Linked DNA regions of Homo sapiens: all the other regions are linked to region 2. A link is a contact called in ENCODE Hi-C data. All regions are on one chromosome and are shown on one strand. The core of a region is the stretch at or near the end of the contact, and the rest is flanking DNA. Distances in the headings are between cores, read along the strand shown. Region 1 holds the start of PEX1 (peroxisomal biogenesis factor 1). Region 2 holds the start of TP53TG1 (TP53 target 1). Region 3 holds the start of SAMD9 (sterile alpha motif domain containing 9).

The links. A loop is a pair of places that touch in the nucleus more often than their neighbours do. Pooled maps may share reads with other maps.
Region 1: a map of B cell shows a loop between it and region 2 (8-fold over the local background). The contact joins the promoter of PEX1 here to the promoter of TP53TG1 in region 2. A Hi-C loop is called at or near these places in 1 of 168 maps with a recorded cell type or tissue (B cell) and 11 of 50 pooled maps.
Region 3: a map of CD8-positive, alpha-beta T cell shows a loop between it and region 2 (11-fold over the local background). The contact joins the promoter of SAMD9 here to the promoter of TP53TG1 in region 2. A Hi-C loop is called at or near these places in 2 of 168 maps with a recorded cell type or tissue (CD8-positive, alpha-beta T cell and naive thymus-derived CD4-positive, alpha-beta T cell) and 5 of 50 pooled maps.

Annotation. Positions count from the first base shown.
Region 1 is chr7:92,526,154-92,530,379 of GRCh38, reverse strand. PEX1 (peroxisomal biogenesis factor 1) reads left to right here and starts at 1,860. Exons shown (of 24, transcript NM_000466.3): 1 at 1,860-2,073. The coding sequence starts at 1,945. RBM48 (RNA binding motif protein 48) reads right to left here and starts at 1,585. Exons shown (of 5, transcript NM_032120.4): 1 at 1,456-1,585; 2 at 714-904. The coding sequence starts at 1,566. RefSeq lists enhancers at 1,282-1,661, 2,262-2,441 and a silencer at 1,802-2,031.
Region 2 is chr7:87,343,140-87,346,865 of GRCh38, reverse strand. TP53TG1 (TP53 target 1) reads left to right here and starts at 1,374. Exons shown (of 3, transcript NR_015381.1): 1 at 1,374-1,823. CROT (carnitine O-octanoyltransferase) reads right to left here and starts at 1,202. Exons shown (of 18, transcript NM_021151.4): 1 at 1,099-1,202; 2 at 436-526. RefSeq lists a silencer at 1,177-1,386.
Region 3 is chr7:93,115,458-93,119,348 of GRCh38, reverse strand. SAMD9 (sterile alpha motif domain containing 9) reads left to right here and starts at 1,370. Exons shown (of 3, transcript NM_017654.4): 1 at 1,370-1,486.

The DNA.
Region 1 (4,226 bases), core at 611-3,110, 5.2 Mb before region 2:
GGGACTACAGGTCCGCACCACCACACCCGGCTAATTTTTGTATTTTTAGTAGAGGAGGGGTTTCCATCATGTTGGCCAGGCTTGTCTTGAACCCCTGACCTCAAGTGATCTGCCTGCCTCGGTCTCCCAAAGTGCTGGGATTACAGGCGTGAGTCACCACGCCCAGGCTTCAAACCCAAATTTTTTTTTTTTTTTTTTTTTTGAGGCAGAGCTTCCCTCTTGTTGCCCTGTCTGGAGTGCAATGGCGCAATCTCGGCTCACTGCAACCTCTGCCTCCCGGTTTCAAGCGATTCTCCTGCCTCAGCCTCCCGAGTAGCTGGGATTACAGGCCTGCGCCACTAGACCCAGCTAATTTTGTATTTTTAGTAGAGAGGGGGGTTTCACCATGTTGGCCAGGCTGGTCTCAAACTCCTGACCTCGTGATCCGCCCACCTCGGTCTCCCAGAGTGCTGGGATTGCAGGCGTGAGCCACCGTGCCTGGCCAAACCCAACTTCTACTCTACCAAGCTACAGGACATTAAATTGTTAAGCATGGGAATGATGTGATGGATACAGTGTTTCAGTAAAGTTAACTTTTAAAAAGGCTGGAGGAAGATATGCTAGATTACGTTTTGGGGTAATTCAGTTATGAATGAGGGAAACTTGGGGCCAAAATGACAGAAATATGAATGGAAGAAATGAGGAAATGAGTCATTTCTTAACTTGCACATTACCTTGCACTTTGTAAGTTCATAAATTTAATAAGATAAACTTCAGTAAAGTCTTCTGCTGGGTATTCATCTAGAGCATTGTACTGTTCAATTGCACCATATAAAGCGAATCGCTCAACTAATTCCTTCATGACTCCCACAGCAGGAACTCCTTGTATTAATAAGTACTGAGATTCCAAATTGATTGTATATACCTGAAAGAAATGCAGAGTTATTAAACGTATTTCGCAAATAAGCCTAGGACGAATCTGCCTCTATTTTTTTTTAAAGAGAACTTTGAAAACAAGAAATAATCTGTTCAACCCAGTCAGCAAAAGAACACAAAATGAAATTTCTGCCATTCCTTCTGCATAAAGAATAACAGTCCATGTGAGAGGCTACCTAAGGCATATAACAGACTACCTTCAGTCGACATTTTTTTCCAGAAATTGAGTCGGTAGAAGTCACTGGGAACAATCACTCAACGAATATTCACTGAGTGCTTACCTGTGCCAAGTAGTACTGTAAACACAGAAGATCCAATGACTAAAACCAAGGCCTATTCTCGTGGAGTTGATGTTCTAATACTTGACCAAAGGCGTCGTGAGAATCTTTGGTAACTGACCGAGGGTTCTTCACGCCAGCTCTAACGAGAGACAGATCTGACGGAAGCCTTGTCGTGCCTTTATTTCCGTAGGCTGGTCATATGGCGCTAGCACTCACATAAAGCTACCGAGGAGAGCGAATGAAACCAAAATCACTTTACCTTCACAGCACGAGGCCGTCGTCCCTCTCGATATTTGGCCCGTGTGTCGCATACCGCCCTCTGGACGTGGTGATCAAATAAACTCCCTAGCTCCCCGCCGCTCGACGCCATCTTGCCTACTTTGATCCTCGCAGGGAGGACAACATCCGCCCTACTGAGCTCCCTTTTATCCAATAAGAGAGCGGGATGAGTTAAGGAGTGCCAGGATTGGCTGGAGAATCGACAGCGTCGGCCATCGTTTCCTGCGTGCGAAGATTTGATGAACGAGGTGCCGCCCCCGAGCGGCTCGGCGGAGAGGCGCGGTGGGTGACAGAAGCTTTCTTGTCCCACCCACTACAGGCTTACGGCAGGATGCGCAGCGGGGAGAGGGGGCGGGGCCGCAGGGGGCGGGGCCGATCGATCTCCTCCGGCTCCGACGTCCTCGGCCTGCCGGGTCCCGGGTCCTTTGCGGCGCTAGGGTGGGCGAACCCAGAGCGACGCTCCGGGACGATGTGGGGCAGCGATCGCCTGGCGGGTGCTGGGGGAGGCGGGGCGGCAGTGACTGTGGCCTTCACCAACGCTCGCGACTGCTTCCTCCACCTGCCGCGGCGTCTCGTGGCCCAGCTGCATCTGCTGCAGGTAACCTGCCGGCCCCGAGCCACCTGATCTTCAGCCTGGGGTCGGACGAGGCCGAAGCCTCTCAGGGACGCGGCGGGACACCGGCTGCCACCCGGGCGCCGCCGAAGCGCGCAGAGATCAGGGTCCCTCGACGGCAGGGCCCTTCTGGGTAGTCTCTGGATCCCACAAGTCCAGTGCAGCCCTGGGCTCGTCTTATCCCAGGTCTTTTCACTTGGTGAAACTGAACCTAGAAACGTCCTAATATTCTACCACTGTTTTTATAAATATTCCTTATTCCAGGCTGGAAAAGCTCCTGAGAAGTGGTTTGTTTTTATTATTTTAAAAGGTGTTTTCCTTGCCAGCCATTTCCAGTTAACCTGCGCTGCTGCCGTCCGGGCCGCGAGAGCGGGACGCAGAGTTGTTGGCGGAGCCCCTGTCGGTTCCCGGGGACTAAGCACCGCGTCCCATGAGCGGGAAAGGTTAATACAATGATGGTTCTGCCCTGCGTCGCTGACGCGGAACACAGCTGTAGTGTGTTAGGAACACATAACGTAGTTAAGATCACTTGAAGCTCTGCGATCAGTCGCCCTTCTGGACGTTGTGGTTAGGATGTTTCACAGTTCTAACCACTGGTGGAGATACAGCGTCCATATTTTCATAATTAAAAATAGAGGCACATGGTCTCACGAGTTTGAGTGTACTTATGGGGGCAAAAGGACGGCGTATTTGAAATCCTCATAAATCCTGGATGCATGGTACCCACCAGTGGCTAATCTATGCAATGAATAGAGTTTGCAATAATTTCAAGCATCCCTTCTTTCCACTTGAGTTACTTCCCCATACCTAGGGGAAGATATTTTTGGTCCACTGAAAACATGAGTTCAGCAGAATCCTCCTATCATCGTCGTTATTATTTTTTACCACTAAGTAGACAATCTTTTGGTTTTTGATGGGCTTTATGGCTAGAGACAAATCAGTCACTGTCACCAAGTTCCAGGTAGAAGTTGGTTCAGTGCTCTGTCAGCTTCGATGGGATTTTTCAACATGTTTTCAAATCTGCACTTAATAGTAGGAATGCTTTCTTACAGTAACTCTAATTTGATCCTAAGATGTAGTTGTTACCTTACATTCATCACTGTTTAAGAATTTAGTGGTCTTGATCTTTGTTTTAAATTTTGAGCCTTCGGGAAGTACTTATAAGAATTAATTCATGCATATCTTTTTGAAATGTAAATGTCTTTAGCCCTGGAACAAATTGCTGTTTCTGTTCAGCCCATATTAGCAGAATAGGTCAACTTTACTTTCTAATTATCAATGTAATAAGTTTATTACTTTATAGATTCCATAAATCTATACATTTATTCCTCGATGAATTATATAAATTTATAGAATTTATGTTTTATAGAAAATTTGGAAAGCATGGAAAATTATTAACAAGAAAATAAGTTACCCATAATCCCAGAACTTAGAGGTGACTAATGTTGACAGTTTGGATCAAATCTTCCAGTTTTGTTTCTAATCTTTATTTTTAACATAAATGAGGTCCTGTATACACACGTACAGTTTTGTGTCCTGGTGTTTTTATTTAATGTTATTATGAGTGTTTTATTTTGTTAAAAGGTCATCATTTTAAGTTGTTAATTAGTATTCTAGCACAAATTTGCCATAATTTATTTAATTGTTTACTATGATTGACCATTTAGATTGTACTTAATTTTTAGGCATTAGAAGTGATAAACTATATTTTAATCAGACGTTGAAAATAACACATCTTTGTTTAGAAAACATCATTTTATTTCTGGTTGTCTAGGATAGATTCCCAGAATTCTTGGGTTAGAGGCCATAGATAATTATGAAAGCAGAAAGATTCACAAGTTGGGAGTTAATACTTGAATTACTTTATTTGGGGTGAAGCATTGAGTGCATAATACAGATCATGCAGTAATGGGAAGAAGGGTTGGAACAATGGTTTTCTGGCCTATGTCAGACTTACCTTGAAGCTTTTAAGAATACAGATGTTCTGATCAACCCTCAGACCTATTAAATCAGACCTAAAATCTTAGGGAATAGGCTTTAGGCATCTCTAATTTTAAAAAATTTATTCAGGCTACTTGGATGCACAAAAGAGTTGAGACCTACTGTCCTAGAATCATAGAATTTTAATGACGATAGAG
Region 2 (3,726 bases), core at 125-2,624:
GCCCACCCAAACTTCACATTTACAGAAGCTATGAGATAATACATTTGTGTTGTTTTAATTGTTGCATTTGTGTAATTGGTTAAGGCAGCAATAGAAGACTAGTACACACATACAGAGAAGATAAGCTATTCTGTTTACCTCTGTGCCACTTAATAGACTCTAGAAAACTGGAAGCAAGAGTATTAGTTACATACCCACTATAGTGCTTAACCCACCAACCGGTACACATTAAAAATATAAATTATTGGATTCTTTCTTGAAGAGTTTTCTTGAATTCTCAACCACAAAGATTAAGTTAAATAAGATGGTTCCAATAGCACTAAGAAAATGATTATGCTAGATTTAATTAGAATTGACTTTCTGGGGGCAATTAGATATGAATTCACAGAAAGTGGAAAAGAACCACGAACAATACGTGAAGGAATTGTCACATACCAGTACACCAAGAAGATGAACTGCTTGAGACTGCCAGGAGCCTGCTGCAACAATTGTTTTGAGATCACAGGGAACTGGACTAAGTCGGTGACTGTGGGAAGAAAGAAACAAGCTTAACAAATATTTAAGAGGGAAAAAGAAATGAACAAGCTAGTGAAAGAAGGTGGAATGCAGACAAACTAGGAGTTGGGAGTTCCCAAGACAAACTTTTCGTGAATCACTGCAAACACACGCAAATAGTCCACCTGCTAGAGAGCAGGAGTAAATGATCATACAATTAAGTAGGTTTCAGACAAGTACACCTTCCATTAGACGGGTTCAAAGGGTAGAGGATACGTTTTCAGTGGCTGGGTAACAGGTTCGTCGCAGAGTGGCAAGGGGTAGAAGCAGGAGCAGAGGGCAATGAGAGCTCGGAGGCTCTTCCCACCAACCCAAGAGCAACTCTGCACTCAAGAGGCCATCAAGTGAGAGAAATCTAAGCACTACAACGGAGCAGCCCCGCGGCCCAACCTTGAGGGTACCCCTGAGACCCCAGCAGGCGAGATGCTTGATGACACTACTCCCCCACCAAATCCAGGCACCTTTGCGGTTCTGCACGACTTAACTTTCCCCCGCCCCCGAGTTGAAGGATTAGGGGAGGGAGGGAATGCTGCTTCAACGGACCTGTCCGTCCTCACCGCCCGCGCCTCGCCGCCTCTGCCGCAGCCTCAGCCTGCAGCAGCACCGGCTCGCTCCCCCTTGGGCCTCAAAGGTGCGGGAATTGGACTGAAGGCCGCTAGGGTCCCGCCCCGCATTCGCCGGGGAACAGGATTGGATAGAAAGCCGCGAGGGTCCCGCCCCTCACTTTCCGGGGAACGGGACTGGACGGACAGCTGCAAGGGTCCCGCCCCGTGCCTGACGTCGGGGGCGAGCCGGGCCTGCGCGGTAGTGGGACCCGACCCTGTCTCCAGTGGGCGTCTTGGGCCCCGGCTCTATTCTGGGCTGCGGGCCTGGGAAGGGCTCGCCGGGTGCCAAATGAGCTGTCCTAACTCTGCGGGGCTGCAGCTTCCTGCATGATGCTGGGGAGCTTGGCGCCTGACCCAGGATCTAGAAGGCACTCTGGGCAGGCCGCGCTCCGCCCACGAAGGTACCCAACCCTCTGGGATAGATGCAGGAAGCGATGGTTAAGACCCATTTTCACCCAACTTCTCGCCGCAGGTCTGGCTTACCACACGCTCCTCCCCATTCCCAGTGAGCCGCTTTTTGCAGCACCAGGCGAACACTTACACCAGTGCTTTGTAAAGGAATCTTATTGTCCACCCCGTGTCTTGGCAAAAGAACAGTGATCACACAGATTCCTACTTGGGCTCTTTCCTTTAATCTTCGGAGGCTGAGTTTGCCCAACTCAGGTATGCCGCAGCACACTACATCATCTCGGGTCTCCTTGCTCTTCTGCAGCTCTTCATTGCTACCCAAGTTATTTGAATACCCCAGGGATGCTTACCCCCGGGCCTATCTGATGTCTTTTACTGTTGTGCCAAGAAATGGAATCTTTAACCAGAGTGGAGCTACCCAAGTTCTAGAAGATCATAATGTGATTGACTTAGTTTCACAGATTAATTCATTTTGCTTTTACCTTCTGAAATAAAATATACTGTTTCATTTTTAATTTTAAATACACTGTTTCATTTTTTTGTGGAAGGAAAGACCAAATGTTTACACTGACTCTGAACTAGTTATCAAAGATAAAGATTTAGATTTCAAATTAACATGTCATGACAGGCCCCATTCCTTTGTCTGTCGTTTCTAACTCCTTTAGCAGTAAAGTTTGACCTGAAGGGAAGTGAGGCTATGTGTAACTGAATGTTCCCTTTGTGTAAATATTCATAAGTTTTCTACAGAAATATTGTGTTTGATTACAGTACAGCTTGCTGGAAGTGTTTCATAATATATGGCAGACGTACTATTCTAAGAAAAGTTCTGAATTTTGAAACATATCTAGCCAAAAAGATTTTAAATAAGGGATTAGGAATTTGTAGTTGTAATTTCTGAAGGTGTGATAAAGAACTTTTTCTTTCATATATAAGTGCGATGCTCTGGATGATGTTAAAGTTTGCTTACAAGATAAAGTTTTTAAATTGAGTAACTAAAAACTACTCAGAAACCTTCGTTGTATTTTTTTTCTCCTTTTTAGTGAGTCTTGGCATCTCTTTAAAAGTTTATGCATGTTTAATGCCTGTTGGTGCATAGAATTTAGAACCATTTCGCTTCACTCTTTTTCCTACTCTTGTTGTTTATTTCAATGGAAACAAGATGTTTCTGTAAAGATTCCTGAATTATCGGATAGACAAAAAGGTGTGGGAGTGAAAAAATGAATGGAACACAGATTTGAGTATGTAGAAAAAAATCTTTTAAAATATGTTATACTGATAAGCATATGTACCCCAAATCACCAAAAACAGGTATTTTAAAATATGTTTGGCTTCAAAATGTGTGATATATATTTTAATGAAAGATTCCAAATTATGTTGCATTCAGGTTAAACTTGAACGAGTTTGCATTTCTTAGAGTGGAGCGGGAGATATTGGCTGGTAAGGAAGATGTTTTAGGCACTTGAAGTATTTGTGATAGCAAGAAGTTGTTCCAAGATTAAAAATTGACTATGAGTCAAAGTAACTTTTTGGAGGAAAATTTGTAAGTAGTACAAGTGGTGATAATTTTTTAAGTTGCCATTAAAAAAATCTTTTATTTTTGTTCTTCTGTAGTTCTTACTCAGCATACCACAAATTGCAAAAGACTTTATAGATAAGTCTAGATAAATTTCACCATTAAAAAGTATTAAAATGCTAGACTAAGAAGTTCATGTTTCAATCTGCATAACTGGCTTCCTGCTAAGATTTGTGACTCTAATAAGTAAGGAGATATGGTAAATAGCCCTAATCTATGGGAGACCTGTAACCTCCTTTCATTCTGATGTATAAAATGAACATGTTGAAGAAATAATTTTGTGATGTTTCTTCTTTTTAATGGGGGGGCAGTAGAAATATGGTCATTTTGGGAAGCAGCCAACAGCAAATTAAAGTACACTGGACGCAAAGAGGGCAATGTAGCATTAAAAATGAACTCCACTGCCAACAGCAGATGAACAGTGTTTGATACAAAAGGTCTCTTTTTAGTACTAATCATTGATTTGGGGTTGCTTTTGATGATATTTACAGTACATGAAAAGTTGCCACCAAAATCTGAGGGGAAGAGTTAAGATAACTATGATGTTTTTGCATCTCAGAAAAAAATACCTTCTTACTAAACAAA
Region 3 (3,891 bases), core at 121-2,620, 5.8 Mb before region 2:
TGGCGATACAGTTCCTTCAAAGGGTCTGTGAATTCTCTTGGCTTTCCTGGTATGTTGCTGCAGTAATTCTTGAAGCAAAAGTTCATGATGTGAGTCTCCACATGCTGTCCTGTCTGTCCCAGCAGGAGCTGCAAGCTAGTCCTGCCTCCTCACCCTCACAGAACCACCAGAATAATGTTTGACCAAATATCTAGGCACTCTGTGGCCCGGTCAAGTTGACCCATAAAATTAACCATCACACTGGTCCCCATGCAAAGTGAAACCCAGGTTTTGGAGTTCAGGCCCAGGGTCCCCTTACGAGGAGGGCTCCTGAGGGTGATAAGTGTAATGGTCATATCTAGGCTGTCCTTCATAGCCACTTTCTTTCTTCCTAAACCTCAGGATTTAAGAGCACTGGCCTGAAACCTGGATTCGAATCTCTGCCATGTATTAGTTATGCAAACTTTAGCCATATTATTTAATCTCTATGCCTCAGTTTCTTCACCTTTAAAATTGAGATAAAAATAATCTCTACCTCAGGAGATTGTTGTGAAGAGTAATTAAGTTAATATGAAACATTTAGAACAATGCCTGGTACATGGTAAGCGCCCAATAAATATTTTAAAATAAATGTTTTTAAATGTTTTCATCTAAAACCAGTGTGAATCAGTTGTGGGATGTGGAAACCAAAAGCTAATTGAGCACACACAATAAATATCAGTACTTGCTGTTAGTTTTTAAAATATCAGCTATTTTTGTTGCTCTCACTCAGGCAGTTTTCTCTCTGGCCCTGACACTGACCTTAGAAAAGATAAATCTCTACAATGTGACCATCAGGTCTGCTGCAGCCCTGGTCTGCTCTGCAATAAATGAATTTAGCACTTATTGGGGTGCTCAAAGAAGTCCTATCCCTGAAAGACATTCTTTACACTTTAGGAAAACAGGAATGGACAGTAACTCCACCCTTAAAGGCCAGTGAAATATTGACCTAGAGTATCTCCAACCTGGTGCTCTACAAGGCTGGGACTGCAATGTAAACTCATATTCCCAAGGGATCAATTAAGCCAGAATATCCCACAGTTTGTCTATAACAAGACAATGGGGCTTTCTGCAGCCCTCAAAACTCTCAAGTGAGGAAAAATTGTTAAGCCTTCAGATTTTAACCAAGCAGACCAGAAGGTGGTATATAGCCATAGCTTATTAAAAAGCATTTCAGATAGAAAAGGCGGTGCTGTAATTTCAGATCTGAGAAATGAAACTGAAACCAAACCTATATTCTTCCTTCCCCAACCTCCCAGTTGTTAAACACGCCCTGCTGTTTCTGAGCCAATTAGAGCTTGCTGTGAGACAGAAGCAGAGAATACATAGACTTCCGTTAAAACCAGAATGAGGAAAATACTTTTCTCTAGCATCGTAGGAGGAAGAAAACAAACACATCAGATATTTTCAGCACTAAAAGAGATGGTTTTCCCCACATATATGTAAAAGAAATTTGCAAGACTACTGGGTAAGTACAATATCTATTATTAATATTGTTCTTACTATCTATAGCAGCATTTTATTGAATAGAAAGAAATATACTTTTCAATTAGAAGCTTCAAATATACCTCAAAACAAAAAATAGTATTCTAAGCCTAGAAATTCTAGACTATTTGTTGCTCTGACAGCAGTCTGCTTTATATTAGTTGAAAAATTAGTCATAACATTTCATTAAAGATGCAGTTGAAAACTACAGACACTTTTATTGATGAACTCTCCCAAGGCATACAGCATCTTCAGAAAGAACAAACAGGCCAGGTGTGGTAGCCTGTAATTTGAGCACTTTGGAAGGCAAGGACAGGAGAATTGTTTGAGGCCAGGAATTCAAAATTAGCTTGGGCAACATAGCAAGACCCTACCTAGCAAGATTCCTACCAAAAAAAAAAATAGCTGGATGTGGTGGCACGCAGCTGCAGTCTAGCTACTTTGGAGGCTGAGGCAGAAGGATTGCTTGAGCCCAGGAATTTAAGGTTACAGTGAGCTGTAATTGTACCACTGCACTCCAGCATAGGCAACAGAGTGAGACACTGTCTCAAAAACAACAACAACAACAACAACAACAACAACAACAAACGGAAAGATAGATAAAGAACAGGCAATGAAAACTTAAAAGTACTTTACTTTAATCAAATACAACTTCCACCATCTACTCTAAGAAATAGGTAGCTTCCAGAAAACAAAACTCTCTGAGAGCTTCTCAGATATTGTTGTCGGATGACATACATAGGAAGACAGACAGACAGATAGACTACTATGGGAAGTCTTTGGAATTAAGGCAGCTTTATGTTCCTGGCAAAAATACTAGGTTTATGTCTAATTTCTCCCCAAAGCAAACAGTAAGATAATGCAAGACGGTTGGAGGATCACATTTCTGAATAAAGGTCTGACCTTCAACTCCCTTCTAGAAAAGTTAACAAACCCTACAGTTTAACACCAACCAGAGTTAAAAAATGTATGTGGGTTCAATCAGTAACAAATAGTGTTTCCTACTAAGATGCTCAGAACCAAATTTTCAGGTCAGTTTTTAAAGTATACGGAATCAAAACCAGTAATTTTAGGTACTAATTTTACTCCCTCATTTCACCTTTTCTCCCCCTACCCTTATTTAGCCTTCCCCATGATTTCTTTACCTAAGGGTTTTAATATATGTGTGATCCTATATTACTTTCTAAATTACCTAAAAAACATTTTGGAACGAGAGGGTATAAAGAAATCATTAATATGTAAAATATCTATGAACAGTGGCATAAATACCTATGAATGCTGGCATATATTTTCTCCAAGAGTGACATCATCAACAATTTTTTTAAAATAATGTATTGAAAGGCACAGCTATCAATAATCTGACAAAAGCTTTAGGGGAAGAAGTGTGAAAGTGTAACCTGTTCAATGACATTTGAAATATTCATAGTGTCTCTAGTAGAGAAAACAGTCAAAAGTCACTTCTTTATTATTTGCTTACTTTCCCAACCAAATGTTCAGGCCCAGTTCTCCATCCCCCACACTCTTATATGAGAACCTGACTTTACGTTTTCACATATAATGGTATGTAGTTCTTGCATGAATCAAATAATCCATCTAATTCACCAGTCTCATAATCTAGTTTATGACATATCACCAGAGACTAAGGACTGTGTCTGTAAAACTGTGAAAGGTCCAAGTTGATGAAGGAAGTCAGGGAGACCCTAGGAAAAGGGTACTGGTGGGAAGCGGCGAGATGGGGGATGAGAGCCATAGGTATGAGGCCTCAGGAGCCAGCGCACGCTAGCAGCACAATAATCGGGGACCCCTGCTTTATGTGTTAAATAGTGTGGGTGCAACAAAAGTGAGCATACTTTCATAGGGTGGAGTAGACGTGACTCAGTAAATGGATACAAGAAAGTGACTCAGATAGAATGGTTACTAGACGAGGGTGTAGTCAGTTTTTAGACAACTCTAAAACCAGTATTGAATCAACACTGAGTGGGATGCAGAAGTCAAAAGTTCATAATCTGAGACTGCAATAATAAACACCTAGTAAAACTTTAGGACCTCACATACCATTGAATTCACAATTATCCTTGATTCATAACACACCATCATCTTTTTTATGCAAGTATCTCTTTTATTTTATTCATCCGTTTTATTTTCTAATGTATTTTGGAGGCATTATTGGCTTTTTAAATACAGTATAACTTGTATACAATGAACAAACTTAAGGGTAAGCCTTTATGAAATTTTAATATGTACTTATCTGTGCAACCGCTAGCCATATCAAGATATAAAATATTTCCATCACCCCTTCCCAGAAAATATCCACCCCCCAACATCAGTCTGACTTCTATGACAGATTACTTTTGCCTATTCTTAAACTATATAAGTAGAATTCTACAA